Linked DNA regions of Mus musculus: region 2 is linked to region 1. Evidence: chromatin loops called from intact Hi-C (ENCODE). Cell type or tissue: left cerebral cortex. All regions are shown on one strand. Links, peaks and the distances in the headings refer to the core of each region. The heading gives the core; the rest is flanking DNA. Region 1 has its middle 46 kb from the start of Gm41976. Region 2 holds the start of Gm30521 (a long non-coding RNA gene).

The links. Hi-C counts contacts between places; a loop is a spot of excess contacts. Peaks named below come from ENCODE experiments on the same cell type or tissue, not always from the same donor. Only the 100,000 strongest peaks of a DNase experiment are listed, where the experiment ranks them.
Region 2: a loop joins it to region 1, with 2.5 times the contacts of the local background. A loop is called at or near these places in 1 of 42 quality-filtered maps.

The regions. Positions count from the first base shown.
Region 1 is chr1:154,863,881-154,868,281 of GRCm38, reverse strand. It overlaps a transcript of Cacna1e not described here. Among named protein-coding and RNA genes, the nearest start is that of Gm41976, 46 kb to the left of the region's middle. In left cerebral cortex, for the core only: no CTCF peak of the experiment used is centred there; a DNase peak (open chromatin) is centred at 2,106.
Region 2 is chr1:154,925,549-154,929,949 of GRCm38, reverse strand. It overlaps Gm30521 (a long non-coding RNA gene), which reads left to right and starts at 752. Exons shown (of 7, transcript XR_387489.2): 1 at 752-982; 2 at 2,419-2,499; 3 at 3,415-3,603. In left cerebral cortex, for the core only: no CTCF peak of the experiment used is centred there; no DNase peak of the experiment used is centred there.

The DNA of each region.
Region 1 (4,401 bases), core at 98-4,097:
TGTGAAGACTGGAATGGTATAAAGAGGCAGTGTTAGCCCGAGATAGATAGTGATGGTCGGAGCATCCCTGGTACTGAGGAGGGGGAGAACAGAGTGGGAGATAGATAGTGATGGTCGGAGCATCCCTGGTACTGAGGTGGGGGGGGAACAGAGTGGGATTCTGACCTCGGGCAATGCCAGAGCCCCCCCCCCCAAAAAAAACACCATCGTTCTTCCATCATATTGTATCTGAGAACCCCAGGCCCAGGCAGATCTGACTAAATGAGTGTATAAAATATTTGTAGAAAGCAGGCAGTGCAGCTTACCTTGGCTCTCACATCTTTTTAGATGAAGCTGTGGTGAGGTTCTAAAGCCTGAGAGGTTGGTGAAGAGGCCTTTCAAACCACTAAGAGGATTTAGCACAAAATTAAAATTCCCATTTACCTTTTTTTTCCTGAGTCTTCATGTCACAAATATCAAACTCAAAATATGAAGTATGAATAAAATAATTTGCCTTGTTAACTGGAGGGCTCGTAAATATGGCTAATGTCAGGTGTCACATAGGCGCTAAGTCCTAAATCTGTTTTATTCAGATTTTGAAAGAAGAGGATATTTGAGATTTGTACTGCTATCAGCCTAACACTGAAGAATTTTAATTTTTGTGTTCGTTTACACATAAATATACAGATTATGCTGTCTAGGTTAAGATTTCTATTCGCTCTACGATAGACACTGCAACTCAAAGCAACTCAGGGAGGAAAAGGGTTTATTTTACGTCCTACCTTATAAGTTCACCCCTGAGGGAACCCAGAGAAGGATCCCGGAGATAAGAAACAGAGCAGAAACCACAGAGGAGCAATGTTTATTGTTGGCTCTCCATGGCTTGCTCAGCGTGCTTTCTAAGGGCTCCCAGTACCACCAGCCCAGGGCTGGCACCATCCAGAGAGAACAAGTCCCTCCCACATCAACTGTCAATCAAGAAAATGCACCATACACTTGGTCATTCTGGTGGGGGCATTTTTCTTAATTGAGTTTTTTTCTTCCAAAATGACTCTAGTTTGTGTCAAGTTGACATAAGACTAGCCAGCATAGAGAACATATGTTGATGTCTAAAGTTTCTCTGGTAGATATAATTAAAATACATCTGGACCTACTCCTATGTTCTTGTCAAAAATTGTTAAACTTTGAGTGTAGTGATGTTTAGCTGCTGTAATCAGAGAACCTTCTGAAAATCCAATGGATGCTATGGACTCCAACTGGAAAAACTCACAGCCAGAAGTCTCACAGCCACCAGGGAACTCCAAAGTCCACTGAAAGCCACCATGTTAGATACTGGGTGGATCACCCCAGAAAGAGAATATAGGTTATGAATCTGCCCTGAGAGGACTGAGTGGTCAGAGGACTCATGCTGGTAGGGGAGCAGGCCTGGGCTTTCCCTGCAGAACACAGAACCTGGTGGTGCAGGAATTGTAGGGGCATTTCCATTTTCAACATACAAACTGGTCCTCTTGAAGAAAACCTTCTGACCTGGTGGGACAGGGACTCTCACTGTCTCTATTGCTCTCTTGCACACACACACACACACACACACACACACACACACACACACACACACACACACACACACATATAGACAGAGAGAGAGAGACAGAGAGAGGCAGAGACAGAGAGACAGAGACAGAGAGACAGAGACAGAGACAGAGTCAGAGTCAGATAGAGAGAATATATGTGTGTGTGTCCGTGTGTGAGAGAGTATGTGTATGTACACATGCACGTGTGTGCATGTGGAGGCCTGAAATTAATAGCAAGTGATTTCCTCAATCTCTTTTTACCTTTATTTATTGAGGCTGGTTCTCTGTCTGAACCTGGATCTCAAACATTTCTCCTAGCCTAGCTAGCTAGTTAGCACCAGGGATCCCCTCTCTCTGCCTCTAAAATGCTGGGATTAAAGATGGCTGCCTGTTATACTTTTCAGGTGGGTGCTAGCTATCCAAACACCAGACCTCACACTTGTACAGCATAAATGATTCATTCACAGAACCATCTCTCCAGCCTTGAAGCAGGGGCTGCCTTGCTCAGCTGTAAGCCCTGATGTTAGACAGCAGCAGAAGGTAGAGTGGGTGTAGATGATGTCACTTCCCACACTCTTCCAAAACAGACATTCTGGAAGTCTGTGGAAAGAATACCCCTCTAGAGCCCAGGCGCTTGCTTATGCTGTCTCTCCTCTCTTCTGCCCATCCTCCAGCACTAGCTGTAGCCAGGAAATCTCTGATGTCTCTTTAAGCCCACACCTGCCAACTACTGCTCAGAATTGGTGTCCTTTATGGCCACCGCGTCCTCTGTGTACTGTGTTCTCACACTGCTGTCCCTTTTGCCTACTTTTTAAAAGATGGATGTTTTGTGGTGAATTTAAACAGGTACAAAGTAGTATAGAATAATAAATAACCCCCAAGAATCATTACCTAGCCACAATAATTATCAACTCAGGGCCATTTTTTTTTCTCACTTAAGCCTCCTACTCTACCTCTCCATTGGGGTTTTTCTTTGAAGCAAACCTTAGCCATTGTATGATTCTACCCATAAATATTTCAGTACCAGTCTCTAAAAGGGAGCAGATTAAAGGAACATTGCAGCAATACCGTGCTCTCAGGAATTGATTGTAATTTCTTAATCTCTTCAAATCTCTGAGTAGTGCTGACATTTCTCCAACCCGGACTTTCTTCTACAAGTGGTTTATTTGAATTAGAATTCTAATTAGGTCCACACTATGTGTTTGGTTGGAATGTTTTTCTCAAGGACTCAATCTGTAAATTTCCTTCTCCACTCTCTTTTGAGCCTTACTGTTTGTTTAAGCAATGTGATCTTTTTTTTTCCCCTTGTAGTGTTTTCCACATTCTTGGTTTTGCTGGTTGTATCCTTTTGTGTTGTTGAGTGCTCTGTTCCCGGACATCCTATAAATCGATACTTAGGTTCACCAGTTTCAGTTTATTATTATTATTATTATTATTATTATTATTATTATTATTATTACTACTACTACTACTACTATCTACTACTATTATTACTACTACTAGTATTATCATCATTGTCTCGTTAGGTGACTTTCTGGGGGTGGCAACATTTTTGTCGCAGGTGCAGTGTCTGGTTGTTTCTCTTCTTGGGGCACTAGCAGCTACTGGGGATTGTTACTTATATCAGATTTCTCAAAATTCTTCTTTGGAGGGCCAAGACAACAAATATTTTAGTTGGTAGACCCTGTGGCCTCTTTCTTAACCACTGAGGAAGCAGCTAAAGCCAATATGTAAAAAAAGAATAGGCATGGACGAGTGCCCAAAAGTACTACCTATAAAAGCGAAAAGCCAAGTGTAGTCCAAGCATGCCGATTTACTGAGCCCTTTCTAGAATGTTCACTGTGGCTTTTACACACCATTGGTCAAGGGGTAACTAACCTTGCGATCCCTTCTTTATTCACTAGGTAAATACATTTATAAAGAGAAAATTTGCTTGCACCATGACTACTCCCATTCCTTCTGTGACTCTTAAAATGTTGCTCTTGTCTTCCCCTCGCTCTGTCATGATTGTCTTCCTAAGATTGCCAGTGGCCTTCATGTTGCCCAATCTAGTGGCCAACTAGATTTTCTCCTTTAATTTTTTTAATTCATTGAGAATTTCACACACTGTACCTTGATCATATTCATCCATCCCCCAACTCCTCCCAGATTCATCCACTTCTTTTTTTAAAAATATTTTTTATTACATATTTTCCTCAATTACATTTCCAATGCTATCCCAAAAGTCCCCCATACCCTCCCCCCCACTTCCCTACCCACCCATTCCCATTTTTTGGCCCTGGCGTGTCCCCTGTACTGCATATACAGTTTGCGTGTCCAATGGGCCTCTCTTTCCAGTGATGGCCGACTAGGCCATCTTTTGATACATATGCAGCTAGAGTCAAGAGCTCCGGGATAGTGGTTAGTTCATAATGTCGTTCCACCTATAGGGTTGCAGATCCCTTTAGCTCCTTGGGTACTTTCTCAACCTCCTCCATTGGGAGCCCTGTGATTCATCCAGTAGCTGACTGTGAGCATCCACTTCTGTGTTTGCTAGGCCCCGGCATAGTCTCACAAGAGACAGCTACATCTGGGTCCTTTCGATAAAATCTTGCTAGTGTATGCAATGGTGTCAGCGTTTGGAAGCTGATTATGGGGTGGATCCCTGGATATGGCAGTCTCTAGATGGTCCATCCTTTCATCTCAGCTCCAAACTTTGTCTCTGTAACTCCTTCCATGGGTGTTTTGTTCCCAATTCTAAGGAGGGGCATAGTGTCCACACTTCAGTCTTCATTTTTCTTGAGTTTCATGTGTTTAGCAAATTGTATCTTATATCTTGGGTATCCTAGGTTTTGGGCTAATATCCACTTAT
Region 2 (4,401 bases), core at 158-4,157, 62 kb before region 1:
CCCCAAGCATCATGGGACTTTACCCTATATAGGTCCACAGTAATCATGAATAGATTTGAGAGGATCCTATGAGTATATCTGGGAACTTTTATTCACATAGTACCCATATTTTTAGTATTTTACCTTCAATGTCTTAGCTGCCATGGTGTCCCCAACTCCAATCTCTGTCTCCTCAACTTCACACTGGAGTTTGGGTGGAAGGTTCCTTGCTACAATCTGGAAACTGCATCCAGTCAGAGAGTGAGAGTCAACATGAAGTTTACCCTCATCTTCTTTTACCCAGTGCTCACAATCCTGTCCTGTTTGTGGTCCAGCCTCTGAAAATGTTGTTTAATGCATTTTATCTGGATTTTCTTGATACTGGGAATTACAATTCCTGAAGCATCTGCTTGTTCCTCGGCGGAAGCTGCAGTTTGGAGGCGTGTTCATTAGCATGCACGTTCAAGTTGAAGTGATCGGGAGTCCGCATGCTGTGCTTTTATACAGTTAATAAAGACTGAACACATTGTCTTGGTCCGTTTGAGATTACATAGCAAACTCCCACAGACGGCATGCTCAAACAGCAGAGATTTATTTTCTCTCAGTTCCAGAGGCTGGAAGTGTGAGGTTAGGACCATGCTTTTATTATAGCCTCACTGTGGTGGCGAGTGGTCTAAAGGAGAAAGCATTCTGTCCTATTACCTCTTTGTTTACAGGCGTTATTCCGCTATGAGGTTCCGACCCTTATGACATCATTAAATCAACCAACTGACCAAGACCACTTCTTCAAATATCACCACAAAGGAGATGAGGTCTTCAGCACAGACTCAGAGACATATCCATCAGAAATACCCTTCATCAGTCAATAGTGTTTTTATTGGCTGAGCATAGCCATTCCTGTGAGATGTACTTTGGTAGCACAATGATGAATGTTTTACTTTCCCCTTTGTTTTCGACACTGGACTTGAGAATTACCACATGGGACAAGCTCTTGCCAATGGAGGTGACATGAGGAGGTGGTCATAGAGGGCGGGACTTCTTAAACCTTTTCCACTTGTGACCTCCCTTTTCCTGAGAAGTTTTAGCACAATCCAAGGTCTATAAAACATACACAAATCAAACATTTATTGGTAATAAGTCATGAAGACATTTATTTTATGAATGAGGAAATATAAAGTGCTTGATACAGACACATGAGACCCCGAGATTAATTGCCAGAAGCAGAAGAAAAGCCAGGCATGGTGGCAGGTACTTGTCATCCTGGGGAGGTGGAGAGAGCTGGAACACTGGGCTAGACACCTTAACCTAATCAGTGAAACCCGGGCCAATAAGATACCCTCTCTCAAAGTTAAGGTGGGCAGGGGCTGGAAAGACACTTTAGCATCCAAGAGCGCTTGTTTTTCCAGAGGACCCAGGTTTCATTCACAGCACCCATATGGCAGCTAACTGTAATTTTAGTTCCAGGGAATCCGATGTCTTCTTCTGGCCTCTGCAGACACCAGGCATGCACATGGTACACAGACATACATGCAGGCAAATACACCCATTACATATAAAAAAGGCAGACTGTATATATGGCCTAGCATCTGAGGTTGACTTCTGCTTGCCTCTACATGTGCCTGCATATGCAGGTGCAACCCCCATACACAGTGCACTTACACATATGAAAACACACACACACACAAACTTTATTTTGTTTTTAAAATGAAGAAGTTGGTATGGGTATTTTGCTTATATGTATATTTGTGTACTATGCCTGTGCCTAGTGCCTGCAGAAGCCAGAGGAGGGCATCAGATCCTGTAGAGTGGAGTTACAGATGGTTGTGAGTCACCATGTGGGTGCTGGGAACCAAGGCCAGATTCTCCAGAAGAGCAACCAGTACTCTTAACTGCCGAGCCATTTCTCTAGCCCTAAGAAATTGATTTTAAGTAAGTCTTTGGGCTGGAGAATTGCTGAAGGTATTTACTGTTAGGCCTGACAACTTCAGTTTGATTCCTGGGACTGGCGTAGTGGAGAGGGAACTAATTCCCATAGTTTGTCCTCTGATCTCCTCACATATGCCATGGTGCGCTCCTTGACAAAACAAAAGCAAAAGCAAAACAAAACAAGTCAACCTAACCCAACAATATTCAATTCTTCGGTATACCTATAATTGATTGCTCATTAAAGATAAATTTGCATACTAATGATATGGATGTATTTATATTACATAAAGAATTAAATTGTGGTTGAATATTTGATATTGTAGGATATTAAGTCTCATCAATATTCTTTAGGGTTGACTGATATTTAATTTTATAATCATTAATACTTAGAATGCTGCTTTGCATAAATCTATATGGAAAATGGCAGAAGTATGTTTGGAGCCATTTCAGAAAAATTTGGAAGAAATTCTGTCCTAAGTCCTAAATCAAAATTCATTTGGCAATTATTTACAGAATTCTAGTCAACAACTCGAACAGAAGCTTTCAAAATCAAGCTCTTTACTAGCAACGGTCCAGTTCAAAGATATTTATAAGGTGAGTGATGGTAGGAAAATATTGAAGGTCTCTTTTTCGTGTAATTAGACAATTATGTCCCTATAAGAACAAAAAAATATGTGTGTATAATGAAAACACTGCGGTTAATAACAGAATCATCTCACCAGGCAGCGCCTGGCATTGCAAGTCTGCTCCCTGTGTTTAGAACCCAGGCTGCAGGGAAGCGGCATGAAGTGACACAGGCGACTGCTGCCAGAAACTCTTTGCCTTCACCATGTCCTTGGTTTTGAATTTGGGTTTGATTATCATGTATTTAGAAACCCTTTACCGCTGACAAGTTTCTTTTGACACCCCCGTTTAGTTATGTGAGCCCATACGGGGTCATGGGCCATAGTTTCTGAAGCTACGATTTTGGTGCGTGAGCTAGGGAAGGCTAAGTACGGGTGTGGGTGTTACTTAGTGATCATCATGGCAGCCAGTGAGTGAGCTCTCTCAGGGTTGGGGGGCTGCAGGCTTTAGGTTATTTGCCTAGTTGGTTGTGCCCGATTTTATGATTCTTCTCAGCACCCGAACCCTGGACAGCTTCGCCGGCGAAGAGCGCTGTTCTGAAATCCTTTATTCACGCATTTATTCATTCACCACCTATTTATTCCACTGTCACATTTGGCATTTTAAAGAAACACCAAGGAAGCAGAGACTACCTACCGATCTTGTTCTCATGGAGTTTATGACGTCTTTGGAAAAACAAGACAAAGGCAAGTTTAAAAATAAGCATAACAATTTGTTATTTTGGTAATAACTTACAGTGTGAAAGTCAGTTTTCATAACTTTTTTTTTTTGGTAGAAAAATAAAAGACGACCAACATACTCTTTTTAAAGATTGTCCACGTGGTTTAGGGAAAGAAAAACGATGCGTATGTATTGGTGTTAATGAGAGAAGTTTTTTTTTTTCAGTGAGCACTGATGGAGAATTTTCCAGAAGATACACAGAGAAGGCTGAGCTGAAGAAGAGGTGAAGATCTTATGGGCTATAGGAATTTCTTGGGCAGTTTCACCACTCTACAGGCTGATCAAACATGTGGAACTTGAACTTTAGGATCGTAACTTGGATGAAGAGGAGACCCGTGATTACCCTAGGTATAGGTATGTGGACCTAGTTCACAAATGAGAAAAAGAGTGGGTTTTTTTTGCTGCAGTAAAAAGATGAAGGTTTTTGACCCATGCTTTCTGTTTCTCTTCTTCTACCATGTGAGCTTATTTTAAAATTTACTTTTGACAGTAATAAGATTTAAAAATAAGCTCTATGCTTGCATTTTATTTTCCTAACAAGTTACAAAATTGGTCCTTACCACAAATGCATGCAATCAAATTTTAGGACTATAACCACCGAGTCAACGTGTTAAATTAGAAACAAAACACCCTTTCTCTCCCAGACAGAATCCTAGCCACCGAGAGGGTACAAAGCTTCAGGGCTGTCCATTCACTGAATATTTCATGATCAGCCGGGCATGGCCAGAACCTTTAGTGTCTCACAGACTGTGATAAATGCCTGTTTGAATGTAGGCCTCTCTTTTCTTTTATTTACCAGAGAAGTTTACTAGCACCTGGGGATTGAATTAGGGACACAAGAAAGAAGAATATAGAATGGAAATTGAGGGTCCTTTGTGGGCTGTTGCAGCCCGTGCTTCCATAGCACGGAACTCTATACTGACATCTTAACATCTTACCAAGGAGATTTCCTGGGGGGTGGGGGGAGGGGAGAAGTGTTTCTTTTTCCAGATTTTCGAAGCAGTCGTTTAAATCTATAATTGGGGCTCAAGTATAAAGCAGGGAGAGAACACTGAGAGATGTCATTTTCTTACAGTTTCTGGATAAATCCCAGCGATGTGCGGGAGGCATTACAAAATAAAAATCAATTATCCCATCAGCAGGTGGGAAGCA